Regions from separate parts of the Homo sapiens genome. Here region 1 is linked to region 2. Evidence: read pairs that join two places in POLR2A ChIA-PET (ENCODE). Cell type or tissue: OCI-LY7. All regions are shown on one strand. Each heading gives the region's core, and the rest is flanking DNA. Links, peaks and the distances in the headings are about the cores only. Region 1 overlaps ASPSCR1 (ASPSCR1 tether for SLC2A4, UBX domain containing). Region 2 overlaps P4HB (prolyl 4-hydroxylase subunit beta).

Evidence for each region. Peaks named below come from ENCODE experiments on the same cell type or tissue, not always from the same donor. Only the 100,000 strongest peaks of a DNase experiment are listed, where the experiment ranks them.
Region 1: POLR2A ChIA-PET joins it to region 2 with 11 read pairs; 3 of 35 experiments call an interaction of 5 or more read pairs at or near these places.

Annotation. Positions count from the first base shown.
Region 1 is chr17:81,992,217-82,007,768 of GRCh38, forward strand. It overlaps ASPSCR1 (ASPSCR1 tether for SLC2A4, UBX domain containing), which reads left to right. Exons shown (of 16, transcript NM_024083.4): 5 at 2,605-2,662; 6 at 3,776-3,849; 7 at 4,204-4,630. Among named protein-coding and RNA genes, the nearest start is that of ASPSCR1, 22 kb to the left of the region's middle. RefSeq lists enhancers at 1,807-2,514, 8,845-9,492, 10,941-11,462, 11,463-11,984, 11,985-12,506 and 1 more. In OCI-LY7, for the core only: no CTCF peak of the experiment used is centred there; a DNase peak (open chromatin) is centred at 9,265.
Region 2 is chr17:81,839,294-81,854,845 of GRCh38, forward strand. It overlaps P4HB (prolyl 4-hydroxylase subunit beta), which reads right to left. Exons shown (of 11, transcript NM_000918.4): 5 at 7,950-8,054; 6 at 7,654-7,779; 7 at 7,136-7,336; 8 at 6,578-6,698; 9 at 6,268-6,449; 10 at 5,851-5,937; 11 at 3,873-4,799. The coding sequence ends at 4,719. Among named protein-coding and RNA genes, the nearest start is that of PPP1R27, 12 kb to the left of the region's middle. In OCI-LY7, for the core only: no CTCF peak of the experiment used is centred there; no DNase peak of the experiment used is centred there.

The DNA of each region.
Region 1 (15,552 bases), core at 4,330-12,329, 150 kb after region 2:
TGGGACTTGCAGAGGTCTGCGTGGGGGAGGGGGAGTAGGGGCTGTGTCTCCTCGGGCGCTGGAATTTCCCCCGGGCCCTGGCGTCCTGCACACTGGGCCGGCGTAGAAGGTCTGGAACCGATTGCCCACCACCCCTCCCTGAGATCCCGCATGAGGGAGGGAATCTGATCCCTCTGGAGGAGCCGCACATCAAAGCCGGGCTGGCGTTTGATGTCACGCTGCTGTGCTCTGTCCCTGTTTGTGATTTGAGGTCCCCAAGCTGGCGGTCAGTGCCGGGGAAGGACTGTGAGTTGGGACTCTGGCCACCCCTCAGCCCAGGCCTCCCCAGCCGTAGAGAAGTGGCCTCATGACCATCTCCGGACCCCTGGCCATCTGTGTCATGCTGGGGAGCGGGGACCCTGGGCCCTCCCTGTCCCCCTTCCTGGCCCTGGGGGCTGTGCTTCCTTGAGGCCTCTCTCTGCCTCTGTCCGGGTTCTGCTCCGGCGCATTTTGAGGCCTTGTGTTTTCCTGAGCCCTGCGTCTCGGGGCCTCTGGGCCGAGTCTCCAGCCATTTGGAGGGAAGGCAAATCCAAGGCCCTTTGTTGGCTGCTCTGTGGGACGGGAGCTTAGGGAGTGTGTCCCAGCCTGTGCGCAGAGGACACCCGCCGTGTGTGTGGTGCGCACGTGCTCCACAGGCTAGAGGCCCTTGGGGAAGGGGCTCCCCTGTAGGCAGTGGACCCAGGGAGACCATGGGGCTAAGTCCACGACCCTGTGGGGCCTCTGCAGCCAGACCAGGCTGTCAGAGTCGGGGCCTGGGTGGGAAAGGGATGCCCCTCCCCCAGGATTGAGGACGTGAAAAATAAAGGCCACGAAACAAAAGAAAACACGTCAAACCCACACACGTGGCCGAGTCCCCAGGTGTCGGGGCTGGGCCTGTCCTGGGTGTGGCACCTTGGGCTTTTCTGCTTGGTCTGTTCTCATTTCAGGGAGGCAAGTCCTGCCCTTTTTTTTGTTTTGTTTTGTTTTGTTTGTGTTTGAGACGGAGTCTCGCTCTGTCGCCCAGGCTGGAGTGCAGTGGCGCGATCTCGGCTCACTGCAAGCTCCACCTCCTGGGTTCACGCCATTCTCCTGCCTCAGCCTCCCGAGTAGCTGGGACCACAGGCGCCCGCCACCACGCCTGGCTAATTTTTTGTATTTTTAGTAGAGACGGGGTTTCATTGTGTTAGCCAGGATGGTCTCGATCTCCTGACCTCGTGATCCGCCCATCTCGGCCTCCCAAAGTGCTGGGATTACAGGCGTGAGCCACCGCGCCCGGCTGAGTCCTGCTCTTTCAAGTAGGTCAGCAGATCCCAGGGTCGGGGCACGGTGAGTGCACAGTGGACCCCTGCGGCCCTGTAAGCACACAGGTGGGTTCAGGCGGAGGCCGAGAGTTCCTGTCCCAGCATCCCGCTCTGTGCATGGATGTGCACGTATGTCTCGACCTGGACACTGCAGCACCCTGCCCTCTGACCCTCCCAGTACCCCCCATCCCGGAGGGTTGCTGCAAGCAGTTTCCAGCCCAGCTGTTACCTAATCTTTATCCCCTGTGTTCTGGTCACCAGCTCAGCCTGTGTCTTCCTGTCCCACCTGAGCCCTTGCAAGGCACACTGGCCATAGGGCCTGGCAGGGCACCTGCATGACCTGAGGCCGGCCCTGGCCTCCCCTTTGCCTAGGCTCTGGCCATCTGCCCCCTCCTCTCGGATTCCCCTCCCTGGAGAGGGACTGATGAGGGGCATCTGCAAGGAAGGCCTGAGAAGGGCTTTTGTTTTTCTCAGTGGGGAGGATTTCACGGTGGGGAGTTGGAAACGCAGAGGCAAGCCCGCCTCATGCAGCAGGTGCCACCAGCAGTTCACATGCTCTGGGGCTGGATGTGACGGCATGTGCCCGTCTCCCGGGCTGCCATGCACATCAGGCATGTGTGGGAGGCGTGCTGCATATACCTGCCCACCCATGCACGGGTCCAGCTGTGCCTCCTGCGGGGCGAGGCTCAGAAAGACACTGGTGGCAGAGTCCGACATGGACTTATAAGCACGGCCTCCCCGGCCACAGGCAAGCGGGCGTGAGCGGAGTGCAGCGCCCCTCCCTCCATGCTTCGGTGACATCAGGCGTCGGCTTTGAAGGAGGACATCAGGCGGTGGAGACAGGGGCACCTCCTCTTAGTGGGCGGCTTAAGATGAAAGCCCAGACGTCGGTACCCTGACTCTCAGGCTCCTGAGTACAGGTGTCCGTGAGCCGCATTCCGGAGCCAGTGCTGCTCGCCCCTCCTGTGCGGTCCCTGGGCCCTGCCGGCAGCTCCACGTCCTGCCAGCGGCCCCGAGACTGGAGGTCTCGGGGGGAGCCCCCAGGCCACGCACCACAGGCCAGGGTCCTTGGGAGCGCCCCCGGCTGTCAGGTGCCTCCTTTTGGTGGTTGTGGGGCGCAGTGGGGCTGAGGTCTGTGGCCTGGGCCTGGGCCTGGGACGCTGTCCTGGGTGGGTGCTGGGTGAGGGCCCCACACCTTTGCTTTCCGAGTCTCCTGCCCCAGGGCCTCCGTGGCACTGGTTGAGCTGCCCTGGGGTACCTGATGGTTTCTTTCCTCTCCTCCCAGGGAGTGCCTGCAGCACCCCGGCGGGGCCACCCCAGTCTGCGTGTACACGAGGGATGAGGTAGGCGGCCTGCTCTTGCTCACCCAGTCCCCGCTCACTTTCAGCCCACTTTCCAACTGGAAAATCTGCTGTCCCGCAGCCGTCTCCAGGGCAGTGGCGGGAGACTCGGGCTCTTGAAAGCACGACGTGTTTCATGGAAAAAGAGGGAGTGGCCGGCCCTCGGAGCCCGGGCTGCCCCGAAACCTCCCTCGGCGCCCTGTTTGTTTTTTCAGCTTCTCTCAAAGCCCAAGAGTCACAAAAGTGGTTTCATTTAATAAATATTTGCTTTGCTCGGTGTTTTGATCATTTTCAAAACCGAGTGTGGCGTGGCGCAAGCAAAGCCCGCCGTGGCGGGACCCTCCTAGCGCTCGTCCCTGGCCTCACAGGGGCCTTTTGTTTCCACGCTGGCTGAGTGCCCTTTGCTGGGGTGGGGGGGCACTGGCCCGGAGGGGCCCTGGGGGGCCAGGACATTCCCCGCATTTATCCCCATTTGGAAGCTCCCTGGCTGGGGCTGTGACGGGGAGGTTCAGGTCTACGTCCTCCCTTGAGGGGATGAGCCACGGGGCTCAGGACCCAGGCCCAGCACTGTCCTGAGGCTGTGGCCCTCAGGGACCCTTACACCCTTTGGCTTTTGTGCTGGGCCATTGACTGTGCCCTCGCTAGAGGCAGCTTCTCCACCCCTTCCTCACAGGTCAGAGTTAGCGTATGGGACGTGGCCAGCCAGGCCCGATCCCTGCCCACCCCGAGCTGAGCACCAGGAATGGCCACCCCCGTGGGTGACAGCACGTTCCTGCCTCTCTCGCTCCGGGCAGTGGGTCCTGGCACCAGGGCTTCCTCCTTGCAGCCCAGCTCTGCCAGCCCAGGCCTCAGTGAGCTTGGGTCCCAGCTGCGGAGACCAGGCTGGGGGAGACACGGTCAGGCATGGGCAGCAGGTCCTGCCCCGGCTGCAGACCAGACTCAAGCTGGGCCTTGTGGAGGGTGTGGACCGGCAGGGGCCAGATGTGGGGGGTGGGTAGGATGGAGGCCAGAGAGGGCACGTGGCCTGTGGTCCTGGTGGTGCCGGTGCCCGGAGGGCTTCCCTGGGCTCTGGGGTCCCGGTGCAAGGCGCACCTGTCCTGGCTGCTCCTCCTGCAGGTGACGGGTGAAGCTGCCCTGCGGGGCACGACGCTGCAGTCGCTGGGCCTGACCGGGGGCAGCGCCACCATCAGGTAAGGGCAGTGCTGCTGGGGCCGAGGAGTCTATTTAGCTAAAAAAAAAAGTGGTCTCAAAGGAAAGGAGAAAGGACACGTGGCAAGTGGGGAGTAGGTGTACCCAGGCCCTCATCATGGAGAGCGCCTGGTGGCCTCTGCCTGCCTGTGGGCGTGGGGGCTGGGCTGCCCCGACCTCATCTCTGTGTCCCCCAGAGGGGCGGTGGATCTTGGGAGGGCGCATGGGGCAGGAGAGGGTGAACCGGGGGCGGGAGAGGGTGAGCCGGGGGCGGGAGAGGGTGAGCCTGGGCCGGGAGAGGGTGAGCCGGGGGTAGGCACCACAAGGTGCTTCCCTTGTCCTCTGGCCCCACTCAGGTTTGTCATGAAGTGCTACGACCCCGTGGGCAAGACCCCAGGAAGCCTGGGCTCGTCAGCGTCGGCTGGCCAGGCAGCCGCCAGCGCTCCACTTCCCTTGGAATCTGGGGAGCTCAGCCGCGGCGACTTGAGCCGTCCGGAGGACGCGGACACCTCAGGGCCCTGCTGCGAGCACACTCAGGAGAAGCAGAGCACAAGGGCACCCGCAGCTGCCCCCTTTGTTCCTTTCTCGGGTGGGGGACAGAGACTGGGGGGCCCTCCTGGGCCCACGAGGCCTCTGACATCATCTTCAGCTAAGTTGCCGAAGTCCCTCTCCAGCCCTGGAGGCCCCTCCAAGCCAAAGAAGTCCAAGTCGGGCCAGGATCCCCAGCAGGAGCAGGAGCAGGAGCGGGAGCGGGATCCCCAGCAGGAGCAGGAGCGGGAGCGGGTAAAAGGGGCTCTAGGCCTTGGGACTTGGGGGTGTCCTTTCTCCTGATGTGTAGCCCTGCGTGGCTTTAGCTGGTCAGCCTGGTGGCGTGGCCGTGATGCGGGCAGAGGAACCCAAACGCGCAGAGGAACCCAAACGCGGGGCTCTGGACAGGAGCCTTCTGACTTCGCCCAGGAAGGAATTTAGGGGTAAGCAGGTGGTAGAGAAAGTAGCTTTACTGAGACGGTGGCTGTGTCTGCTCCGGGATGAGGCCGTGTCCGCTCCGGGATGAGGCCGTGTGGGCTCCGGGATGAGGCCGTGTTGGCTCCATGACAAGGCGGCAACTGTGTCAGCTCCGTGTTGGCTCCGTGATGTGTGGCACAGAGCAGGGCCGCCCTGGGGTGGTGCATGGAGGGCAGCAGCTCAGGGCATGGCCGTGGTCACATTTACATCCACTCAACTACATGCACGTTAAGGGGTGGGGCATTCAGAAATCTCTAGAAAAGGGGTGGTAACTTCCGGGTTATGGCCAGGGAAGGGGGAGCTGGTGAACGCATCAGCCAGTCTTCAATCTGGTCTGGAATCAAGCCCCACCTCCTACCTGAGCAGGGTCACTGGGCTTGTTCTTAGCTTCTCAGGCAAATGATTTTTTTTTTTCTGGGTTTTTTTTTTTTTTTTTTTGAGACAGAGTCTCACTGTGTCCCTAGGTGGGCGTACAGTGGCGCGATCTCGGCTCACTGCAGCCTCTGCCACCCAAGTTCAAGTGATTACTCCTGCCTCAGCCTCCCGAGTAGCTGGGACTACAAGCGCGCACCACCAAGCCCAGCTAATTTTTTTGTATTTTTAGTAGAGACAGGGTTTTACCATGTTGTCCAGGATGGTCTCAATCTCTTGACCTTGTGATCCACCCACCTCGGCCTCCCAAAGTGCTGGGATTACAGGCGTGAGCCACCGCGCCCAGCTCTTTTTTCTGGTTTTAAACCACCTTTACTGAGGCACCCACTTTTTTTTTTTTTTTGAGATGGAGTTTTGCTTCTGTCGCCCAGGCTGGAGTGTGGTGGCGCACTTTCGGCTCACTGTAACCTCCACCTCCCGGGTTCAAGCGATTCTCCTGCCTCAGCCTCCCAAGTAGCTGGGACTACAGGCGTGTGCCACCACGCCCAGCTAATTTTTGTATTTTTAGTAGAGACGGGGTTTCACCATGTTGGCCAGGCTGGTCTCGAACTCCTGACCTCAGGTGATCCGCCCGCCTCAGCCTCCCAAAGTGCTGGGATTACAGGCTTGAGCCACCGCGCCCAGCCTAATTTATTTTTATTTTTATTTTTCATAAAGACGAGGTCTCTCTCTGTTGCCCAGGCTGGTCTCGAATTCCTGGGCTCAAGCGATCTTCTTATCTCAGCCACCCAAAATGCTGGGATTACAATTGTGAGCCACCTCACCAGGCCTGAAAGTTACTTTTTATAATATTGTGGATAGTATCATGCTTCCTGTTACATCTTTGACTGGCTGACTCCTTGCTAGTTCTAGTGGCGTCTTGGTTTCTGTCGGGGCCTCTGCAGACCTTTCCCTTTGTCCTCTCATCGTTTTTCTTCCTGTGTTGCAGCGAATGGGCCTCTGGTGCTTTTGGATCGTGGCGATCTTAGTAGACATCCTTCCTTGTCTTGATCGTAACAGGAATTACTAGTCATTTCTCTGCCAAGGATGATGTGTGCTATAAAAAGCCTTTATCAAGCAGAGAAAGTTACTATTCCTAACTTTCTGACATTTAAAAAAATCTTAAGTGGGTGTTGAACCGTTTCAGTGTTTTCAGCATCAATGGAGATGACCGTATGCTTTATTTTATTGGCTTGTGCATGTGTGTTCATAAGTGAGACAGACTTTTTTTCCTTGCTCTGTCTTCATCCAGTTTGGGAATCGAATTTCACCTGGCTCACAAGGGAGCTGGGCAGTGGCCCCTCTTTTCTGGGTTCTGGAAGTTCTCCGAAGGTTATGGCCACTGCTCACTGCAGACTACACCCACCACTGGGGCACTGGGCCCTTGGCGGGGAGTGCATGCAGGCAGGCGGCCAGGTGCTGACCTCCGAGCATGCCTGTGTGTGGCTGTGGCCTGACCCTCTCCCTCACGCCTCCCCCCAACCGTGGGGACCTCGTGTCTGTGGGGTCCCTGGCCCTGTGGCTGACTTTTCCTTTGTCCCTGTCCTGACCCCGCATCAGAGCCCTGCACCTGGGCTGCTGAAACCTGACTTCCTCAGCTTCCTCACCTGCAGAACTAAGGTGTTCGTGGCATTTATGGGTTTTGTGCCAAAAGAGGCAGACTGGGGGACTGTCATGCGGCTTTCGGTGACAGGGATGGGAGGAGGCTGTTTCCCAGCCCCTGTGTCCCCTGAGGGCCAGGCTGCCAGCTGCCAGCCACAGCCCAGGGGCCAGGTCAGAGCTTCTTGAGCTCCTGCTGACGTAGTGGGCCTGGAAGGCCCCCATGCCTCCATCTCCTGTGGACATTTAAAATATTTGTGTCTGGGCCTGTGGCATGGTGGCTCACACCTGTAATCCCAGCAGTTTGGGAGACCGAGGTGGGCAGATCACCTGAGGTCAGGAGTTTGAGACCAGCCTGGACAACATGGCAAAACCCTGTCTCTACCAAAAATACAAAAATTAGCTGGGTGTGGTGGCAGGTGCCTGTAATCCCAGCTACTCGGGAGACTGAGGCAGGAGAATCTCTTGAACCCGGGAGGCGGAGGTTGCAGTGAGCCGAGATCGTGCCACTGCACTCCAGCCCGGGTGACAGAGTGAAACTCCATCTCAAAAAAAAAAAAAAAAAAGAAAACAAGAAGTGGCCAGGAGGGCTCTGTGCACATGGCCCCGGCCTCGGCTGTCCCCTGGGCACTCGTGCTACGTGTCCCGGAACTCAGGTGAGGTCAGGAGTTTGCTTCCTCCTCCTCTGGCCACTTCTGAGTGAAGCAACCTCATGCCTCCCTCTTGCCTCCCGGCCACACACCTGGGAGGGCAGAGGCCGGGCGTCTGCACCGTGTTGGATGTGGGGGCTCCCATCTAGCCCGGCGTCAGGGTCCAGCCCCTCTGTTTTCTGTCCCCCTGGCTGTCCTGGGACTGTTCCTGTTGAGTGGACAAGGGAGTGGGGAGTGAGGGTGTTGGGTCCATTCTAGGACTATGATGGTGTTGGCACCCCATCCTCCCTCTGGGAACTCTGCCAAACTCTGCACTGTGACACCTGAGTCCCCATGAAGCGCTCGTGCCCCTCGACCCGTGTGCTCCGGGTGAGCAGGGGCTGACCCCCTCTAGGCCTGCTCTTGTGGGGACCCCTCAGTGTGAGAGACACAGTGGCTGTCATGTTCCCCCATTCTAGAGGCGTGGGCCTCAGCCCCTTCCCTCCGTGACCAGGGCGGGTCTTGTCTGCAGAGCGTGGGGCGTGGAGCATGGGGCTCGCAGCCCAGAGTAGTGCCCGCCCGTGCTCGCCCGTCGGGAGGCGCTGTTGGGGTGGGGTCTTGGCTGGCAGGAGGGGTCCAGGGGAGGGAGCGTGTGCCTGGCCTGCATGGCGTGCTGAGGGCCTTTGATCTGGGACTTGGGCAGCTGATTGATGGAGGGCGTCCTGCCTGCCCCGCGCCTCCCATCGCCGCCAGCCGCACACGCAGAGGGCCCGGGGCCACATGCCGCTGCTGGGTCCCTTTCAGTGATGGGGGGAGGGGAGAAGGGAACAAAACAGAACTTTTTTGGGGAACTTCAAAGGTACACTTTAGTAAGCAAAAAGAGTTTCCAAGTTTCCCATTAATGTTTTGCCTGTGTGTGGTTTTTGGACTTAAATAAAGAGTCAGAAGGAAGAGACAGGATAAAATACAGGCAGGTCCTCGGCCGAGACCCGGGGTGGTTCACAGACCCGGGCGGTTCCTGCCTTTGATGTCAGGCATTAATTATTAGAAGGTAGTTTTACTGGCGATCAGAACCGGGCGCTGGGAGAGGCTGGGGCTGCCCGGCGCCCCCTGGCCCTGTCTTTGAAGTGCCTCCACTGGCTGGGAGGCTGCCCTGCAGCCCTGTGCTGGGCTGGGACGCCAGTCCCAGCAGACGCCCCCCACAACTCGGCCTCCCGGCAGCTGGCACGAGGGCCGCTCCTGATCAAAGGCTGGGTCTGCCCGCACGGGCTGGCGGCTGCTGCCCTGCCTGCCCCTCCCGCCTCGGGGGTGAACCTTGCTCCTGGAGCCGGGGCCTGGGGTTTCCTCAGCACCCCTGCTCACACCCGGCCCTCTGTGGCTGACAGCCGGTGTGGGACTCGTGGGGCGGGGAGGAGCCTGTCCCAGGGTTTTGGGGGTAAACCAGCGGGGAGGAGGCTGGGCCTGGAGCGGGTCATGCACTGGGCGTGGTGAATACACCCTGCCTGGGACCCCCGTGTGCCTGGCAGGGCAGGTGCTGTTGACCCTGGGCAGTAGGTATTGGGCCAGGGGCTCCTGCCCCTGGACCCTGACGCCGGGCTAGACAGGAGCCCCCACATCCGACGCGGTGCAGACTCCCATCCCTGCGGCCAGCACAGTCAGTGGCCAGGGTGGCCCAGGTCCCTGCTATGCCTCATGGGTGTCTGAGGACAACCCTGGGCTCTGAGGCTGTCCCTAGGGGCACAGCCTGTGGCCTTGATTGGAATGGCCACCAAGCGTGGCTGGCAGATGGCTCAGCGACTTTGCAGGTGGCTGGCTGAGTCCCGGCTGTTTAGAAGCCTGGTGACTGACAGGCGCTTGTGTTTTGGTGAGGAACCCCGGGGGGTAGGGGGTGGATGCTCGCCACTGGGGCTGTGGGGAGAACTGGGAGTGTGGGGCTCCGTACTGGGCGAGTCGGCTGCTGCAGGGCGCAGACCCCACTGGCCCCTTCTGGCCTGGACTCTCCTCCCCGTTGGGCCCAAGATCCCCTGGTTGGGATTGTTCCAGGAACTCAGGTCAGGGGCCCCGTCAGCCCTTCCCGGGCTCCCCCAGGAGCAGCCTCCAGACTCTGCCCTGCGGATGACCCCCCTCACCAAACTGCTTTTCCTGCCTGTCCGGGGGTGTTGGTGCGCTTTATCCACAGTGACACACGCCTGCCACACCGTAACGTGCCCAGCTCCAGACGGGCTCATGGTCAGCCCAGGCTGCAGCAGTCCTGAATCCTGTTCTTATTTTTCTTTTCTTTTTTTTTTCTTTTTCCTTTTTTTTTTTTTTTTTTTTTTGAGACACAGTCTCGCTCTCTTGCCCAGGCAGGAGTGCAGGGGCACAATTACGGCTCACAGCAGTCATGACCTTCCATCTCAGCCTCCCGAGTAGCTGGGACTGCAGGTGTGAGCCACTGCACCTGGCCTCTTTTCATCTTCTAAAGTATTTTTCTTTTTAAAATTAAAAAGTGATTTTTTTTTCTTATGAGTACCTCATGCTTTATATTTTCATCTTTTCATTTTCATTTTATTTTATTTTATTTATTTTTTTGAGACAGTCTCGCGCTGTCACCCAGGCTGGAGTACAATGGCACGATCTCGGCTCACTGCAACCTTCCCCTCCCAGTTCAAGTAATTTTTCTGCCTCAGCCTCCCGAGTAGCTGGGATTGATTACAGGTGTCTGCCACCTGTAATTTCTGTGTTCTTTGTAGAGAAGGGGTTTTGCCATGTTGGTCAGGCTGGTCTCGCACTCCTGACCTCAGGTGATCCACTTGCATCGGCCTCCCAAAGTGCTGGGATTACAGGTGTGAGCCTCTGTGCCCAGCCTATTTTTATTTTTATTTTTATTTTTTGAGACAGAGTCTCACTCTGTTGCCCAGGCTGGAGTGCGGTGGCATGATCTCAGCTCACTGCAACCTCCACCTCCCGGGTTCAAGTGATTCTGCTGCCTCAGCCTCCTGAGTAGCTAAGAGGCGCCTGCCACCATGCCCGGCTAATTTTTGTATTTTTAGTAGAGATGGGGTTTTACCATGTTTGTCAGGCTGATCTCAAATTCCTGACCTCAGGTGATCTGCCTGCTTTGGCCTCCCAAATTGTTAGGATTACAGGCGTGAGCCACCGCGCCCGGCCTGTTTTCATCTTTTTAAAATAACTTTTTTTTTTTCGAGACAGGGTCTGTCTATGTTGCCTAGCCTGGAGTGTGGTGGTGCGATCTCTGCTCACTGCAACCTCCACCTCCTGGGTTCAAGCGATTTTCGTGTCTCAGCCTCCTGAATAGCTGGGATTACAGGTGCCCGTTTAGTAGAGATGGAGTTTTCATCATGTTGACAGGCTGCTCTTGAACTCCTGACCTTAGGTGGTCTGCCGGCCTTGGCCTCCGAAAGAGCTGGCATTACAGGCGTGAGCCACCGTGCCCAGCCTAAAATAACTTTTCTTGGCTGGGTACAGTGGCTCGCACCTATAATCACAGCACTTCGGGAGACCGAGCTGGGAGGATCTCTTGAGCCTAGGGGTTTTAGACCAGCCTGGGCAACATAACGAGACCCCATCTCTACAAAGGAAATTTAAAAATTAGTAGGGCGTGATGGTGTGTGCCTGTAGCCCCAGCTACTTGGGAGGCTGAGACGGGAGGATTGCCTGAGCCTGAGAGATCAAGACTGCAGTGAGCTGAGATTGCACTGCTGCACTCCAGCCTGGGCAACAGAGCGAGACGCTGTCTCAAAACAGAAACATCTCTGCTTTGGGCCTTCCTTGTTGGCCTCTCCCCAGCCATGTGGCCACTCGCTGGCAGGCCCGGGCCATGAGCATCGGTGCGGATGCTGTGCTCAGCCTGGGGGCGGCGCCGTCTCCTCTGGGTGGGATTCGAGGCCTGATGCCTCTGCCTGGTGCAGGAGGGATGTTGTGCTGAGGGTGTTCCCCGTGCTTTGGATGTAAAATTTGGGCATGGAGTTTGTGGTGTCTTCAGAGGCAGTCCCGCCTGCGTCCTTTGTGCATGCCTGTCCACGCCGGTCGCAGCGGTCTCCCCACAGAGCCCGCGCCCACGCCCTGGCACAGCCTCTCCTGCTGTGCACGTCCCAGGCCTTTGATGGCGTCCACGTGCTCCGCCGCCTGCCTCCGAGGGTGGCCGGGGCGCTGAGTAACTCGGGAGGTTTGGCCCGTGTCTGGCGTAGTGATTCATTGAAGCTCAGAGCCTCCAGGGGAAACTCCACACTCCCTCTCACCGGAGCCCTGGCGGGGCAGGCCGGGCCGAGACGGTGGGAGGGAGGGAGGCCGGGAGGGAAAAACACAAACCCTCAGAGACGCTGGAAACTCTGAGGTTGGGGCCACCTCCGAATGGGTTCACATTTTTCCTCTGTGTGTCATCACATCCTGGAAAATTACTGTCAAGAAAAGGAGACCTCTGGGCAGTGTCCCGGCCTGTGTGCATGCCCCTGGCGCCCTCACCCTGCAGCCCCCAGCCTCCCTCCCCTCGGTTTCCCAGCTCAGCGGCCCAGGGATGCCCCAGCACTGTCTGCTGTGAGGCCGCGCGCCCGCAGGGCTGCCCCCGGCATCCCGGACAGCGTCCCTGTCCTTAGTCCTGCCCGTCCTTTCTGGCCTTTCTCCGGCCCCCTTCCAGTTTCGGGGCATCTGGATAAATGGTTAGCATCATTGTGGTCCGGTCCTTGGCGGCCCTCCTGGAGGCCGGGACCTGGGGGTCCACCGGGGGCCTGGGTTTGCAGGAGACAGGAAGGGGCTAAAGGGGCAGAAGCATGCAGGGGCTTCACCTGCAGGAGGAGTCGGGTCTTTCACAGCTGCCCGGCCACCCTCGGAGCCTGAGAGGCCATCACACCTTTCCCTCATGGTGCCAGCTGGACCCTCCACGCTCCTTGCCTCCTTGTGTGTCATGTGGCAGCCACAGGCACCCCCACCCTGTGGCGCATTTTGAGCTTCTGGGGAGCTCAGCACACACAGCCCCTGTGAAAGTGCAGTGCCGGCTGCTGGACCCTGCTGTGCCCCCGGCATCACCCCTGTCCTCTGAGACCTCTGACTCTGCCCAGCAAGAGGGGCAGGGTCGGGAAGAAGGGAGTGTGGGGCCTTTGGAAGCCGGGCCCAGGCAGTGAGGCGGAAACCAGGCTGGGCTCAGCATGGCGAGCTCCTCCTGGTGAAGGCACTGGTGTCCGGGGGCATCAGCGGCACAGAGAAGGTTCTGGGCTCCATCTCCTGAACCTGTCTGGAAGAGCCCAGCTGCTCCCATGGACCTGCGACCTGCTGCCCGGGGCCGGGGGTCTGGGCCTCTTTGCATCGGCTCAGGGGAGGCCATCCGTGGCTGGGCGAGGGTCAGCTGCCATTTGGATGCCCCGGCAGCCGTGGGGCTCTCGCCTCTGCCAGAGCAGGCAGCTTCCGAGGTGGCAAGGGCTTTGGGGAGCAGCGGGAGGCCTGGGGGTGCCGAGTGTTCCGGAAATATTGCTGGTTCTTCTGGGGCAGTCCTGGCCCGCTGGGCAGAGCAGAACACGGCCTCTGCTCAGTGGCAGGGTGGGGCGCCGGGGTGGCGGAAACATGAGGCCGCGTGAAGTGGGCATCAGTTGGGCCCTGGGGTTTGGTCTCGGAGGCCTGCGGGGCAGTGGTCCCCCGGCTCTTGCTGCCCTGCGGTTCAGTTCCTCCTGCTGCAGCGCCTGTGTGCCCCGTGGGTCGGCAGGTCTCGTGAGAGGCCTCATCTGAGACAGGAAGCCCCACGCAGGCTTCTGGAAGGCTCCTCCTGGCTCTCAGCCACCCCGTTGGCTGAGTGAGACTGACCCCAGCAGCTTCCTGAGGCGTGGCAAGGCCCCCAGGGACACCTGGCGGCCACACACCTGGGGGACCCCACCAAGGCTGAGACCCAGGTTGGGGCCCCCTGCACTGCTGAGGTTTGGGCCTCATTCCCCGCTGGCCCTCCGTCTGCTTGGGAGCTTTCCAGGTGGGGATGTTTGTAGGGACAGTGGTATGGCATCCAGTTGCCTCCTCCCTGAAACCTTCAACCCGAACCTCACTCAGCACAGAGAATTGGGGGCCAGACCACGGCGGACGGAGGCGTCCTGCTGACACAGCCCCTGTCGGGATGTGGGAAGGGGCGGAGGCACAGCTCCAGCCCCAGCGTGACCGTGTGTGTGGGAAAACCGTCCGGGTACTTGGGGACAGCAGGGACATTTCCAGTGTGGGTGTGTGAGAGCCACCTCCCCCATGCGGTGGGCCCTGGTGTGATGCTGGCAGCTGGGACAAGAGTCCTTCTCTCAGCAGATGCTGCTGTGCTCCTGGGGCACAGTCTGTGGTTTTCTTTTGTGTGCATGTCCATGCTTGGGTGTTGTGTGCATGTCCTTGCGTGTGCGTGTCCTTGCGTGTGCACGTGTGTGCTTGGGGGCGTGTGTGTGTCCTTGCGGGTACACATGCGTGCTTGGGGTGTGTGTGCATGTCCTTGTGGGTGCACGTGTGTGCACGGGTGTGTGTGTGTGCGTCCTTGCATGTGCACAGGTGTGTGTGTGTGTGTGTGTCCTTGCGGGTGCATGTGCATGCTTGGGGGGCGTGTGCGTGTCCTTGCGGGTGCACGTGCGTGTTTGGGGGTGTGTGTGTGTCCTTGCGGGTGCACGTGTGCTTGGGTGCATGCAGGTGTGTGTGTATATGCATGTCTGTGTGTGCACATATGTGCATGCATGTTTGCCCCAGAGCGGAAGGAAAGTGAATGCAGCCGAATGATCACATCTGCATGAGGGGTGTTCACTGTTGTGTCTGCCCATCTTTCTGTGGGCTGAAATATTTCAAAATAAGAAATTGAGGGGAAAGAGAAAGGAGGGTGCTTGTCTCTCTCCTTGCCTCCTGCTCCTCCTCCCTGTGTTGGAGGCTCCAGGACGCCTCACCCCCGGTTGACGTCATTTTTGGCCTGCACAGGCAGCCCGTTTCTTTTCTCCTGGCACCGGCGAGGAGGCTGGGGAGGGGGGACGGGAATTCCCCCAGGGGCCAGGCCTTGACTGCCCTGCAGGGCCCTCGCTGTCGCTTTTTTCCCTCACAGTGTCTCATCCCTCAACCTCTGTTTTCCATCCAAAGGCATCTCTGTGAATCCACCTGGCGCGGGAGCGGCGCTGATGCCACAAATGCGGGCCAGACTGCTGGGCAGAGCTCACCAGTCAACAGGGCTGGGTGTGGCTGGGGCAGCCCTGAGACCCCAGGCCCTGCCGCTGTGGCTCCCCCTTCCTGGCCCCTCTTCTCTGTGGGACAGAAAGTCTCTCCTGGGGAAGGCTCGGAGCTGAGCTGATGGGTGTTTGAAGTTTCTCCACACACAGGGTCCCCTGGCATCTCCCTCTGTCATTTGGTGGCCAAGTGACATTTCCCAGCAGCCCTACTGCAGACGCCATATGTTCTCGGGGTGACTCAGGTGGCCTGGGCCCTTCTGGTAGCCGCTTATCCAGCCTGACCCCAGGCTCCAGCGAGGCTGCTCCGGATCGGGGCTGCTCTGCCCAGGTGAAGGGCGGGTGTGGGAGGTTTCCGTAGAGGCCGCTCTCCCCTGCTACCACGGCCCCGTGTGGGACCCTGGGTCTGTCTGACAGACAGAGGCTTCCTGAGCCAGGCCCTTGGGATGACGGGTAGGAATCTAGGGTGGATCCACAGGAATTAGAGATTTTTTCAGTTTTGTTTTCCAAATGAAGTCAACAGCCCCCTAGCAGCGTGATGCTGATGGTCCTGTCCCCTATGGCCCCCATCCTGGAGGCACCCTGGTGTGGGCTGTGGGCCTGGGGGTCCTTGGCACTGTCCAGTATGCGGACGTGGCAGCAGCCCACATTTCCCCCAGTGACCACCAGGCTGTGCCCTGGACGTGGCCGCCTGAGCACGGCATGTCCTGGGGCCCCGTCTGGTGGTCAGGCTCAGTACGAGCCCATCAGGGGTACTCTGCCCGCCTGGGAAGACAGTGTGGCTTCTGGGGGCTCCTCCAGGGAGGCTCTGGACCAGGCTGCAGAGGATGCCAACCTGCCACAGGCTGGCCTGGCCGCTCATGGACATGGCGGCTCCTGGCCCAGGGTCTCTCCCCCGGGAACC
Region 2 (15,552 bases), core at 3,439-11,438:
TATCTGGATCACCCGAGGGACTGGTGCCTGAAGCCTCGCCAGTCACAACAGATTTCCTTGAAAGGTATTTATGTGCCTTCTATTCTAATAAGGATGTGGGAACCGTGTGTTCTACGCCATGATAGACACTCCCTGGAGCTCCTCACCCTTGAAACGTTCCATCAGAAGCCGGCCGTCAGCAGTCGTGCCTGCTCCACCGTGGGCGAAGCGTGCTGTTCATGCAGCGTGACGTCAGAGCCAAACCTGTCTTCATGGAGTTTTGTCCCTGATTCTTCTTGGTCCATATGAACTTGCAAATTGACCTAGTTTGCATGACTCTAAGTTTCTGCCTTCTGGAGGACGAACTAGAACATCTGATGCACAAGGTTTACCATCACACTTTTTTTATTTTTTTTTGAGACGGAGTCTCGCTCCGTCGCCCAGGCTGGACTGCAGTGGTGCGATCTGGGCTCACGGCAAGCTTCGCCTCCCGGGTTCACGCCATTCTCCCGCCTCAGCCTCCGGGGTAGCTGGGACTACAGGCGCCCGCCACCACGTCCAGCTAATTTTTTGTATTTTTAGTAGAGACGGGGTTTCACTGTGTTAGCCAGGATGGTCTCTATCTCCTGACCCCGTGATCCGCCCGCGTCGGCCTCCCAGAGTGCTGGGATTACAGGCGTGAGCCACCGCGCCCGGCCTACCGTCCAACTTTTAGAAGTCCAGTGAGGCCTGGCTGGGCTCAGAAGCTCACGCCTGTAATCCCAGCACTTTGGGAGGCCAAGGTAGAAGGATCACTTGAAGCCAGGAGTTGAAGACCAGCCTGGGCAACATAGGGAGACCCCCTTCCCTTCAAAAAATTTAAAAATTAGCCAGGCATGGTACTGGGTGCCTATGGTCCCAGCTACTTAGAATGCTGAGGTGCAAAAGATTGCTTGAGCCCAGGAGTTTGAGGCTGCAGTGAGCTACAGTCACACCACTGCACCCCAGCCTGGGCAACAGAGCAAGACCCTGTCTCAAAAAAAAAAAAATGTCCAGTGAATGCAACCAGCAGTGCTCTGCAAAAGCACCCGGGAGACCCTGTTAGTAAAGTCAGCTGAGGCCAGGCGCAGTGGCTCACGCCTGTAATCCCAGTACTCTGGGAGGCCAAGGTGGGTGGATCACCCGAGATCAGGAGTTCGAGACCAGCCTGGCCAACATGGTGAAACCCCATCTCTACTGAAAATACAAAGATTAGCCGGGCATGGTGGTGCATGCTTGTAATCGCAGCTACTCAGGAGGCTGAGGCAGGAGAATCACCTGAGCCCAGGAGGCAGAGGTTGCAGGGAGCTGAGATCGCAGCGCTGACTCCAGCCTGGGCAACAGAGTGAGACTATGTCTCAAAAAAAAAAAAGGAAAAGTCAGCGCAGGTCGCACTGCAGTCTGGCAGGAGGGCCAGCCTAGGGCCAGAAGGGCCCTTCCCTCCCTGAGGTCAGAGGCCCCCCGGGGTGTGGTACATAGACCCAGCAATCACTGTTTTAGGCTCCAGGCCGGTGGCTTCCTGGCACCTGGAGAGACAGAGGGTTGGGAAGTCCCAGGCTGCTAAGCCCTAACCACCTCCTCCCAGAGCCTTCAAAGTCTCCCCACTAATCCAGCAGCCCAGTCAGAGAGGTTTTGGACACTGCCCCACCACCTCCCAGCCACAGCCGAGCCCAGGAATGTGCTCATCAGCTGCCTCTGCAAAACGGGAAAGGTATCAGTGACTCCCTCCCCTTTCCAGAGCACATGACACCAGTGCTGCGGGCAGCTGTGCCATGTCCCAACGTTCTCTCCAGAGGGCCGGCTCCCCGCACAGCTGGTCCACAGGGTCACTGCACCCCATCCCACGGCCAGGGAGCACAGGCACAAATACAGCCCACCCCTTTAGCTGTGACTCAGGACAGCCTCCCTCAGAGACCCTGCAAGGAGCCACAGCCCTCGGGCCTCTGCCCACATCCTCCCACGGCACCTCCAGATGCCGTTGCCCACTTTTCCGTGAGTACGCGGCTCACTGTGTCGCAGGACCCAGGCATGGCACACAAACCCTGCTGAGGCCCTGGAGCTGAACTAGCCAGAAACCAGCCCCAGCACGGGCTGTCTCCAAGACCCACAGAGCTGGGGGCCGGGGCAGACGGCAGCACCCAGACTGCCGAGCTGGTGTGAGCCGTGTGGGGCCAAGGACATGTGGGCAAACCGGGCTGGCTGGTGCTGGCGACGTGTTGACACAGGTCCTCGCGGCATGCTGGCCGGATACTCCACAGCCTGGAGCAGAGGCAGGAGGAGCCGGAGCGGCCGAGTTTGTGAGGGCCTGTGGGGCCGGCAAGGGAGGTAGCGGGGAGAACGGGAGAACCGCACCCCCGGCGAGGCCTGGTCTGGCTTGAGAGCCGTCTCTGGCTCCAGCAGCTGCAGCCAGCCCGCAAGCTCGGGAACTGGGAGGACACCCGGGAATCTCGGCAGTGCGGAAGCTCCTACTCTAGGAAGCACATCAGGATGTGAAGTTGGCGGGGCTCACAGAGTCACAGGCAGGGCTCCTCAAGGCAGCCTGGTGAGGGTCGTTTGTTCCATCCGAACTTCTGAGGGCCGAGCAGCCTCCCTAGAGCTGCAGCTCCACCCCCACTCCCACCTGCCACCTGCACCCTTGGGCTCCTTCCTCCTGCCTCACCGCCCTCTGAGACCACCATGAGCCCTGCTGGATCCTCAGGGCCTCTGCCGTTGCCCTCAGGGGGACCCACAGACACCACAGAGCTCCTGTTGCCTCCCCTGCAGAAAAGCAGCAAATCCAGGCTCAGCAGAGCCATCGCCCAGCCCTGCACACAGGCCGCGGCTTGCCGTCTGCAGAAAAATTGACTTTCAGCCGGGCGCGGTGGCTCACGCCTATAATCCCAGCACTTTGGGAGGCCGACGCGGGCAAATCACGAGGTCAGCCAGCAGATCCTGGCTAACACAGTGAAACCCCATCTCTACTAAAAGTACAAAAAATTAGCCGGGCGTGGTGGCGGATGTCTGTAATCCCAGCTACTCAGGAGGCTCAGGCAGGAGAATCACTTGAACCCGGGAGGCGGAGGTTGCAGTGAGCCAAGACAGCACCATTGCACTCCAGCCTGGGCCACAGAGCAAGACTCCGTCTCAAAAAAAATCGAGTGTATGTGTTTTTTCTGCATGTGAAGCACAGGAGTGCTGAGGTTAAGCCAAATTACAACTTAAAGACCAGGAGATCCTTATTTTTAGAGACAGCTCTGTCACCCAGCTGGAGTGCAGTGGCGCGATCTCCGCTCACTGCAGTGTTGACCTCCTGGGATCAAGTGATCCTCCTGCCTCAGCCTCCCGAGTAGCTGGGACTGTAGGTGCAAACCATGCCCAGCTAATTTCTAATTTTTCCTAGAGACGGGGTCTCCCCGTGTTGCCCCAGCACTGGGATTCCAGGCGCGCGTCCCTGCGCCCAGCCCTGCCCTTTATCGTGTGAAGGGTTAGTGATAAGCAGGGCCCCCTGTTCCTCTCACCCATCCTTGAAGCCTGAGTCCACCTGATTTCTCGTCACTCCACGGCGGGGATGGGAGGGAATGACCAGGAGTCTGAGCATCACATGGGGCTGGGTGGCTCCACCCGTGTCCACATCCAGGGTCCAGAATCACAGAAGCCCCATCAGAGTCCAGGTAAAGCAGCCTACAGGCAGGGAAGGCATCCTCCCCGGGAATCGCAAGCCTGCACAGCTCTGCTGGGGAGACTGGGGCCTGTTTCTGCATCTGCACCTCGTCCCAGGGGCGAGGCCTCTCAGCACCAGTAACCCCACTAAGGCCTGGCAGATGGCCTTGGCGTCCGCATTCCAGCCCAGCTCTCCGGGCTTGGTGAGATCATAAACCCGAGGCAAGGACAGGTGGTAAAATTTCAACTTTATTTGGCCAATGTGTTCAATTCGATTGTGAAATAGAAATGCCTGAAGAACTGTCAGCGTCTGATTCAGCTCCAGCATCCTTGGCCACCTCCCCACCCGGGAGTCAAGGGTCGTGGTTCTGCCTTGAACAGGCCACAGGCCGTGCTGTAGAGAGGCCAGTGGTCACAATGAGCCCACGACAGGAGGAGGAGCCCTGGCTTGAGGGAAGGGGAAGGCCCAGGCCTGTGCCGGGCCCCAGGGCTGGCAGCCACCAGCTCCTCTTCCAGGCATGGGGGACACCCTGACAGGATCCGGAAGTCTCCATTTACCCAAAAATGCAAGAGCCATGATCAGTCATGGCGACACTGCAGGCGGTACTGAGTGACCATGTCCAGTCCGGCTCCGTCCCTCCCACACGGGGGACAAGCTTCTCCGAGGAGGCCTGGCCAAGGTGGAACAAATACCCTGATGTCGAAAAATGTCTAAAAATCCCACAGACGGAATTTTCAAAAAGAGGAGAAACCTCCCGCGGGAGGGAGGCAGCGAGACTCCGAACACGGTAGCAAGCACTCTGGACAGACTCATGTATGAAAAAGTACATCATGGTTTCAGGAAACAAGCCCCACCAGGGTGGGCTGCCTGGAGATGGATCCCTTTCCAAAAACCGAAAAGCAGAAGGAAGAGACGGGGGTGAACGGACGGTGTGTAGGGGTGAGGTGTCACTTCAGAGAGGTTCCCTGGGTTTCCGGCGACGCCCTCCTTCAAGCGAGGCCGCAGGCTTCGGAGGCGTGCGCTGCTGCTGGGTGTGCAGCCCCCGAGGGGTCTCGGCAGCGCCCGGGTCTGGCTTTGCGTATTACAGTTCATCTTTCACAGCTTTCTGATCATCGTCTTCCTCCATGTCTGGCTCCTCTGCTTCTTCCAGGTCCTCGAGATCCTGGGATACAGGAAAAGGGGCGGGGCGGGCAGGTTGGCTGCAACAGCTGAGGCTGCCGGCCCCCAGCACCCCACACTGCTCACACCGGGGACTAGCCGGCCACGGCGGACATGGCCACCGGCCACTGGAGCAGCCAACCCTGGTCTTTACGAGCTACACAGGGGTCTTCCCAGGAAGAGTGACGCCTGGGGGATTTCTGCCTATAGCAGGATGAATCAGAGCCCCCACTGTGTCAGGAACCCTGGGAATCCCAGCTCAGCCTTGGACCCTTCCACTGGGCATGGAAGGCGTATGTGTGTCTCCCAGCTTGGCACCATGGAGTCTACAGAGGGTCCACATCTCGGCAGGGACAACAGCCCCAGCATGAAGTCCAGGCACAGTCACCACTGGGGTGTGACCATTCTACTTCCAACCCTTGGGCTCTGGCCAATGACAGGCCACAGGCAGCACCAGGGGCCGGCCCTCCATCCCCAGCCTGGGCAGAGTATTCCCACCTCCCACTGTGCACCAGCACTCCCAGCAGGCCCTGCCAGCCTGGGCTGACCATGCCCTCATCTCCTTCACCATGGTCAAGCACCCCGCCCCTGCCGCATCCTCCCAACACCAGCCTTCCTGCTTCCCCGGCAGAGTCACCACTGCTGCTGGCCACGCGCTGACGGGCAGGACTAAACTCCCGAGGGCAGACCCATGTCTGCGCCCTTGTGCCCGGGCCCCGCCAGCGGGCTGGGGATGGACCTCTGAGTCCAAGTTAGCAGCATGTGAGGAACCGGTGCCATGTGTCTGAAAAGGTTTTCTAAGCAAAATCTGGTTTTTAAAGATGCCTTCAACGTCGTCCCCTAAAGAAGTGCTGGCCAGGGAGAGCTGTTTCAGCAGAGCACTGGGAGCACATCCCTTGCCCTGCTGGGCGAAGGTGTGGGGCCCCAGAGCCCTGGACGCACAGACGTGCCTCCAATGGCACCATTCCCATCACAAGCCGAGCCCAAGTGGGCATGTCCCGTGGGGCCAAGGGGCTGAATCCCAGAGACCAGCCCAGGGCTGTGACCCCACTCACGTCATCATCCCCTGCCCCATCCTGGCCACCGCTCTCCAGGAATTTCTTAAAACCATCCAGCGTGCGTTCCCCGTTGTAATCAATGACCTGTGGAAGACAGGGATGAGTGCAGGGGCTGGTCCCGGCCCAGAGCCAATCTCCTGGCATTGGCTCCTCCTCCCTAGAGAAAGGCAGAGCAGGCCCGGTCCGGTGGCTCACACCCGGAATCCAGCACATTGGGAGTTCAAAAACAGCCTAGGCAATATAGTGAGATCCCATCTCTCTCGAAAAACAAAGGTGGGTGCTTCTGAAGGAGCTCCCACAGCTCTTCTCCCACCTGACTAGCCCCAGGCTCCTTCCAGAGAGGCACCCAGGCTGGCGTGGGGACCACTGCTCTTCCCAGAGCCCGCCCCAGCCCCGTCTGGAGGGAAGGCGCACCGTCCTGTCGGCACTGGCAGGAAAGAACTTGAGTGTGGGGAAGCTGTGCACTTTGACGGCCTCCACCTCGTTGGCAGTCGAGTCCATCTTGGCGATGACGATGTTCTCATGGTCCTTGTACGTCTCTCCCAGTTTATCCCAAATGGGAGCCAACTGTTTGCAGTGACCACACCATGGGGCATCTGAAAAGAAAGCAGTTCTAGGGTGTGTCCTGGACACAAAGCCACTGGCAGACGCTTCCCCAGGAGTCTGCCTACCTTGCGCGTGCCCTGGTGGCACGGACCTGGGGAGCTGAAAGGGCAACACTTACAGAACTCCACAAAGACGTTTTTTTTCTCATCAAAAGCCACGTCTTCAAAGTTCTTCCCAACAAGCACCTTGACAGGCTGCTTGTCCCAGTCCTCCGGCAGCTCCTGGCTCATCAGGTGGGGCTGGAGGGCAGGCAGGGCACGGTGAGGGGCGGCGATGCCTGGGGGACCACAGAGCTCCCCAACCCTCACCCTGCCCGGGACTGAGGTGCGTGGCTGCCCTGGGCACACCAGGGTGGCAGCCGCAGACACCAACAGTGCCAAGAATCCAGAAAGAGAAGGCTGGGCCAGTGGGCTGGGCCCAATGAGCCCACGCAGGCCGCACCCTCGCCGGCCAGGAGGTTTCCCTGAGGAGCATCTGGGCCAGCCGTGTGGACAAGAGGGCTCCTACAGGTCCCCAAAGGTGTGACAAGAATGGTGGTCTTCACACCATCTTGGGCTCCGTCCTCTTACTCTGAAGATCTTACTTTGAGGACGAAGCCCAGGACACTGAGAGCCCAGAGACCCCAAGGTGGCGGCTCTACCCGGGAGGCAGCCCTGGCCCGGGGACGCGCCTGCACCTTGATTTTGCCCTCCAGGAAGCGGTGGCAGAACTCTGTGATCCTCTCTGCCGTCAGCTCCTCCGATTCGGGCTTGTACTTGGTCATCTCCTCCTCCAGGGTGATGAGGCGCACGGCCGGGCACTCTTCCTTCTTCAGGCCAAAGAACTCGAGGATGCGCTGGTTGTCGGTGTGGTCGCTGTCGATGAAGATGAACAGGATCTGGGGGAGAAAAGGAGGTTGCACAGGTGCGGGAGACGGCTGGCCTCTGCCTCCAGCCCTGACTTTGCTCGGAAGCAGACCGTGCTCCGGTGCCTTTTTCCTCCAACCTGGATTCCGGGGTTGCCCAACCAGACCAGCAGGTGACTGGGAGCAGAGGTCTGGCCTGGCTGGCCCCTCGCCTACATCCAGGCTGTCCTGAATCAGGTGCCCGATCCAGTCCAGCAGGCAGCCTCAGGAAGGCCCCACACTTGTCACCTCGGGAAGAGTTGTACTGCTCCCTGGCACCGCCCCACGAGCCACCCAGAAGAGCAGCTCACCTTGCCCTTGAAGCTCTCGGCTGCTGTTTTGAAGTTGCTCAGTTTGCCGTCATAGTCAGACACACTCTTGGGCAAGAACAGCAGGATGTGAGTCTTGATTTCACCTCCAAAAATCTTCGGGGCTGTCTGTGTTATAAACTTAAGTTACTGGGTCTGAGTCACACACTATTAATGCAGAAGATTCTCCCAATGGCCTCCAATGTCAGACGCTGGACAGCAGTGGTGACCGGGAGCCTCATGCCACCCCCAACCCACTCCTCCCCATCCCCAGCCTGGGGGCTGCAGGGCAGCCGCACCTGCTCGGTGAACTCGATGACAAGGGGCAGCTGGTTGTGTTTGATAAAGTCCAGCAGGTTCTCCTTGGTGACCTCCCCTTCAAAGTTGTTCCGGCCTTCATCAAACTGTGGACAGAAAGAGGGCCCTGACTGAGCATTGCTGCTGGGAGCACAGCCCCTGGGCCCGGGTCTCCCTGGACGTGGGAAGTCACAGCAGCCAGCAGCCCTGCCCTCCCGTGGGGTTTCGAGCCACAGGTCCAGCAATGGGTACAGGACATGGCTGTTCCTCGACAGTAAGACTGGCTCTGGTCACGGCCTTATGGCTGCCCGTGAATTCAACAGCTGGCTTCACATCCACAATGCAAGCCTGGCGCACGTGGTCCTCCAGCAACCTTGAAGTGTGGCCCATCCCCAGGGCCCCTAGCCTTTTCAGGGCACCCATGTGGTCAAAGCTATTTTCTTTTTTATTTGTTTTTGAGACAGTCTCGCTCTGTTGCCCAGGCTGGAGTGCAGTGGCATGATCTTGGCTCACTGCAACCTCTGCCTCCCAGGTTCAAGTGATTTTCCTGCCTTAGCCTCCCGAGTAGCTAGGACTACAGGCGCCTGCCACCATGCCTGGCTAATTTTTTTTTGTATTTTTAGTCGAGATGGGGTATTACCATGTTGGCCACGAAGGTCTTGATCTTTTTTTTTTTTTTTTTGTGATGGAGTCTTGCTGTGTCTCCCAGGCTGGAGTGCAGTGGCGTGATCTCCACTCACTGCAAGCTCCGCCTCCCGGATTCAAGCCATTCTCCTGCCTCAGCCTCCCAAGTAGCTGGGACTATAGGCGCCCGCCACCACCGGCTAATTTTTGGTATTTTTAGTAGAGATGGGTTTCACCACGTTAGCCAGGATGGTCTCAATCTCCTTACCTCGTGATCTGCCCGCCTCGGCCTCCCAAAGTGCTGGGATTATAGGCGTGAGCCACCGCGCCCGGCTGGTCAAAGCTATTTTCACACTCACACTTCTCTGGCCTCTGCCTTTTCACTCTCCCTCTCACGTGCTGCGGCACAGACCCACAGAGGCTGCTGGGCGCATGGTGTCGCAAGAGCAGGAGGGCAGGAGAGGAGAATCCTGCTGGAGGAATCTAAAACATCACTCAGCACTAAATTGTTTTTGTCTGGGACAAACTAGTTTCCGTAAAGATGTGATTTATGATAACATGTAATGGGATTATTATTCTTTTAAAATAAATTTGGCTACAGTGGCTCAGGCCTGTAAGCCCAGCACTTTGGGAGGCCAAGATGGGTGGATCGCTTGAGACCAGGAGTTCGAGACCAGCCTGGCCAACACGGTAAAACCCCATCTCTACTAAAAATACAAAAATAAGCTGGGCGTGGTGGCGGGCACCTGTAATCCCAGGTACTTGGGAGGCTGAGGCAGGAGAATCGCTTGGACCCGGGAGGCGGAGGTTGCGGTGAGCCGAGATCGCACCACTGCACTCCAGCCTGGGCGACAAGAGCGAAACTCTGTCTCAAAAAAAAAAAAAAAAAAAAAAAAAAGGCCAGGTGCAGTGGCTCACACCTGTAATCCTAGCAGTTTGGGAGGCTGAGGCAGGTGGATCACTTGAGTTCACGAGTTTGGGACCAGCCTGGCCAACATGGTGAAACCTCGACTCTACCAAAAATACAAAAATTTAGCTGGGTGTGGTGGTGCACACCTGTAATCCCAGCTGCTCGGGAGACTGAGGCAGAAGAAACACTTGAACCCGGGAGGCAGAGGTTGCAGTGAGCCAAGATCGTGCCACTGCACTCCAGCCTGGGCAACAGAGCAAGACTCTGTCTCAAAAAAAAAAAAAAATACAAAAATACAAAAATCAGTTGGGTATGGTGGCACCTGCCTGTAATCCCAGCTACTTGGGAGGCTGAGGCAGGAGGATTGCTTGAGTCTGGGAGGTAGACATTGCAGTGAGATCGCACCACTGCACTCCAGCCTGGGTGACGAGTGAAACAGGCCAGGCGTGGTGGCTCACGCCTGTAATCCTAGTACTTTGGGAGGCTGAGGCGGGCGGATCACCTGAAGCCAGGAGTTTCAGAGCAGCCTAATCCAACATGGTAAAACGTCGTCTTTACTAGAAATACAAAAATTAGCTGGGCGTGGTGGCGGGTGCCTGTAATCCCAACTACTTGGGAGGCTGAGGCAGGAGAATCGCTTGAACCCAGGAGGCGGAGGTTGCAGTGAGCCCAGATCGTGCCACTGCATTCGAGCCTGGCAACAGAGCAAGACTTCATCTCAAAAAATAAAAAATAAAAATAAATAGAGAGAAAAAAACGATTTTTTACATTCTTAGTTCTAGTTTCTAATACAACAGATCCTGAAAGGCGCAATCCACGTGCCTGTAAGGCCCTGGGGACCCCTAATAATGCACGGCAGCTTCAGGGAGTCCTAAGGCCACAAGATGGAGAGGCTGTGGCGCCCCAACCACGAGGGGTCAGCCTGCAGCTGAGGATGCGGCCTCGGCTCAGGCTCAGAGAGGCGCCCCTGTGCTGAGGCTCTTCAAGTGAGAATTTTGGGTGAGCCTTCCATCATTCCCCCGAACTACTTTTTTATTTATTTTTAAAATTTATTTATTTTTTTATTTTTTGAGACGGAGTTTTGCTATTGTCACCCAGGCTGGAGTGCAATGGCATGATCTCGGCTCACTGCAACCTCCACCTCCCGAGTTCCAGCAATTCTCTTTCCTCAGCCTCCCGAGTAGCTGGGATCACAGGCACCCGCCACCACGCCTGGCTAATTTTTGTATTTTTAGTAGAGACAGGGTTTTACCATGTTGGCCAGGCTGGTCTTGAACTCCTGACCCCAGGTGATCCACTTGCCTCGGCCTCCTAAAGTGCTGGGATTATAAGTGTGAGCCACTGAGCCCGGCCCAAACTATTTTATTTTTTTTTTGAGACGGAGTTTCACTCTTGTTGCCCAGGCTAGAGTGCAGTGGCAGGATCTTGGCTCACTGCAACCTCTGCCTCCCGGGTTAAAGCAATTCTCCTGCCTCTGCCTCCCAAGTAGCTGGGATTACAGGTACGCGCCACCACGCCTGGCTAATTTTGTTTTTTTAGTAGAGATGGAGTTTCTTTCTCCATGTTGGTCAGGCTGGTCTTGAACTCCCGACCTCAGGTGATCGGCCTGCTTCGGCCTCCCAAAGTGCTGGAATTACAGGTGTGAGCCACTGCACCTGGACAGAACTACTTTTTAAAATACTTATTTATTTAATTTATTTTATTTTATTTTATCTATTTTGAGACTGAGTTTTGCTCTTGTTTCCCTGGCTAGAGTGCAATGGCACGATCTCGATCTTGCCTCATTGCAATCTCCGCCTCTTGGGTTCAAGTAATTCTCCTGCCTCAGCCTCGCAAGTAGCTGGGATTATAGGCATGTGCCAACACGCCTGGCAAATTTTGTATTTTTATTAGAGATGGGGTTTCTCCATGTTGGTCAGGCTGGTCTCAAGCTCCTGACTTCAGGTGATCTGCCCGCCTTGGCCTCCCAAAGTGCTGAGATTACAGGCGTGAGCCAGCGTGTCCAGCCAAAAAAATTTATTTTATTTTTACTTTTTGTAGAGACAGTCTTACTATGTTGCCCAGGCTGGTCTCAGACTCCTGGCCTCAAGCAATCCTCTTGTCCTGGCCTCCCTAAGTGCTGGGATCACAGGTGTGAGCCACCAAGCCTGGTCCCCTTGAACCTTTTTTTTTTTTGAGACAGAGTCTTGCTCTGTCGCCTACGCTGGAGTGCAGTGGTGCTTCTCGGCTCACTGCAAGCTCCGCCTCCTGAGTTCACGCCATTCTCCTGCCTCAGCCTCCTGAGTAGCTGGGACTACAGGTGCCCGCCACCACGCCCGGCTAATTTTTTGTATTTTTAGTAGAGACGGGGTTTCACCGTGTTAGCCAGGATGGTCTCGATCTCCTGACCTCGTGACCCGCCCACCTCAGCCTCCCAAAGTGCTGGGATTACAGGCATGAGCCCCTGCACCCGGCCTCCTCAAACTTCTTAAATGAGACTTGGGGAAATAAATCACGCATCCTTTCTTACTGGCCGTTTCCATGTATGCGTCTGCAGAGTAACTTAGAGACCAGGTGCCACTCCCTGCTCTTGTGCACGCTGTGCCTGGGCCACCCTGGCCTGGCCTGACTGCCAAGGAGCTGATGTTAAACCAGGGCACAAGCACCAACCACCCTGCCCGAACCCGAGGGGCAGAGGCTTCTAAGCCTGCTACCTCTTCCCCAGAGGGGCAAAGGCGGGTAAGGAGAGGCAGAAAAGCCAAGTTCAGGAGGCCCTTGGAGGGAATCCTTTGGAACATGAGCTGCTGATCACAGCCGTGCTCCCAGTGGCACGGGTGGGCTCGCACTGTGCCCAGGAGTAACGCCGGGCCGCAACTGCAGGCAAACGAAATCCCCCCACCCCTGCAGAACAATGTCTCTGACTCCCTCCAGAGTGTCAGGCGCCGCCTACACCATCTCATGCCAAGAAGCCAGGAGGAGACACTGCCGCAGCTGTCCCAGGGCTGCCATCGTTTCAGCAGAGATGCTACACCACACTCAATCACGGTCTACTGCGGTAAGGGAAACTGGTCCACTTAGCAGGGCACAGCAGCAGGAGGCCAGCCCTGCCAGGCCACGGTGACAAACAGCATAGAAACGCCCAATGCAGGCCGGGTGGTATGGCTCACGCCTGTAACCCCAATGTTTTGGCAGGCTGAGGCAGGAGGATTGCTTGAGCTCAGAAGTTCGAGACCAGCCTGGGCAACACGGTGAAACCCCATTTCCACAGAAGTATTAAAAAATAGCCAGGTGCGGTGGTGCACACCTGTGGTCCCAGCTACTCAGCAGGCTGGGGTGGGAGGACTGCTTGAGCCCAGGAGGTCGAAGCTGCAGTGAAGTGTGATTGTGCCACCGCACTCCAGCCTGGTAACAGAGCGAGACCCTTTCTCAAACAACAATAACAGGCCCAGTGCTGCCAGCTGGGGGAGAAGAAAAAGTGAAATATCAGAAGCTCTCACACCCATGGTGCCAGTGACCAGCAGCCCCCGCAGAGGTTTTCCTGGGTTGCAGTGCCTGCTAGGGAAGGAAGGGAAGAGCAGGCAAGAGCGGGCCACACAAGAGCACCCGACTCAGCCAGGCTGCCCACTGTGGCCACTGCACACACAGGAAGGCCTCACTCACTTTGAGGGATGGGGGTTAACAGCCTGGTGGAAAAGGAACAAGTTGGACTCATCCTCTCAGCTGCGGGGTGAGCTCTGACTTCCAGGGCAGCCCCTACCACGTGCACCGGACAGGGGGCCGGGCTTCTGCCCGGAGCTGCCTGCAACGACCACGTTCGCCATCACAGACACCTGAGCCACCTTCAGTGGGCAGGAAAGCGCCACCCACCAACTGGCATCAAACCCAAGTGGGTTTGTCTGTGCCCAGCTCTAGTGGACTCCAGAGAATGGAGACAGAACGTTAACCTGTGGGGAGCCCACATGGATGGCCACGTGTGAGCCTTTGCAGGCAAGAGCAACGAAACCACCCTCCCAGCCTTCGCGGACACATATCACCAAACTGTCCATAGAGTCACAGCGGCCACTGCAGACATCCAGGGCACTGAAGGAGCTGTGGGCTGTGTGACAACACAGGGTTCGCGAGTTTCGTGGGCTCTGGAGAAAGTCTGCCCCAGAACCCAAGTTTCAGGACAAGACTTGGAACTTTCTCTTTAATAAAAGCTCTAAAAAGACCTTTGGTTCCTTCAACTTTATCCAACACTTCACTGGCTTTTTCTAGTCAGAGGTTTAATTTCCTGGGCACCTTGCAATGGCAATAGACTAATTTAGCAACTCTCTTCCCTTCAGGGGACATCAAGAGAATGTCTCCTGGTAAAGAGCATCTACTGTCTTGAGTTATCTTGAGGAAGTGGCTGCAAAAACAGCTAAATGACAAGAACAAGAACATGGAAGCAAGCCATCCTGACCCACCCGCACCACCGCGCTCCAGGAAGCTGGCTCTACCCTCCCTCCTACCTGGTCCCGGGGAGTGCTGGATGCTCCGTGCTTACTACAGAAAGTGAATGGGTCGGTGGCTCACACCTGTAATCCCAGCACTTTGGGAGGCCAAGGCAGGCGGATCATGAAGTCAGGAGTTCGAGACCACCCTGGCTAACACGGTGAAACCCCGTCTCTACTAAAAATACAAAAAAATTAGCTGGGTGTGGTGGCGGGTGCCCTGTAGTCCCAGCTACTCGGGAGGCTGAGGCAGGAGAATGGCGTGAACCCGTGAGGCGGAGCTTGCAGTGAGCTGAGATCGCGCCACTGCACTCCAGCCTGGGCGACAGAGACAGACTCTGTCTCAAAAAAAGAAAAAGAAAAAAAAAAAGAAAGTGAATGGGTTCCTTGTGTCCAAAACCACTCAGCCCCAATCCCAGAGGCTGCCCGTCTGACCGTTTGGCTTATGATGCTGCTGTCTAAAAGGTTCTTCTCCCCTCTGGAAACGACACAGGACAGGAGCTGAAGGTCCGATCGCCCCCGGCCGCCCTCCTGCCCCTCACTCCCCAGGTCCCTCCTCTCCCGAGACTTTCTCTCCTATCCACACTACCCTGGCTCTGAGCGGCACAAACCCACCATCACCCACATCCAGGTTCAGCTGTCCCTAGAGCACAAGTGTGCGGCCCCAGCCCCACCTGCCTGGTGACCGAGAAAAGAGACAATAGAAACCCACAGGCCCCATCTTGACACTGTGCAAACAAGGACCCTGCTGTGTCCTGGTAACGGGGAGAGGCGGCTAAGAGGCCACACTGTCCAGGAGCCCTTCCCCAGGAGAAGGACAGCGGGATCAGGATGGCAGTTTTCACAGTGGATCCTTAGGGGTCATAATGCCCTTGGGGCTGAGGGGCATACGAAGTGTGGGTGCCACCTGGGTGGGAACACGCCCAGAGCGCCAATACTCCAGACCTCTGGGTAAGGAAAACGTTCTGGAAATAGGGATGCTGCAGGACGCTCTGAATGTAGTTAATACTTTAGAATAGTTAAAACGTGGCCGGGCGCGGTGGCTCACGCCTGTGATCCCACCATTTTGGGAGGCTGAGGCAGGCAGACCACTCGGAGCTCAGGAGTTCAAGACCAGCCTGGACAACACAGCAAAACCCCATGTCTACCAAAAAATACAAAAACTCAGCCCAGCGTGGTGGCACGCGCCTGTAGTTCCAGCTGCTCGGGAGGCTGAGGTTAGAGGATCACTTGAGCCTGGGAAGCAGAAGTTGCAGTGAGCTAAGAATGCACCACCGCACTCCAGCCTGGGCGGCAGAGTGAGAAACCCTATCTCAAAAAAAAAAAAGGCAAACGGGGCCAGGCGCGGTGGCTCACATCTGTAATCCCAGCACTTTGGGAGGCTGAGGTGGGTGGATCACGAGGTCAAGAGATTGATACCATCCTGGCCAAAATGGTGAAATCTCATCTCTACTAAAACAAAGATTAGCTGGGCATGGTAGTGCATGCCTGTAGTCCCAGCTACTCGGGAGGCCGAGGCAGGAGAATCACTTGAACCCAGGAGGCGGAGGGTGCAGTGAGCCGAGATCACGCAACTGCACTCCAGCATGGGTGACAGAGCAAGACTCTCCCAAAAAA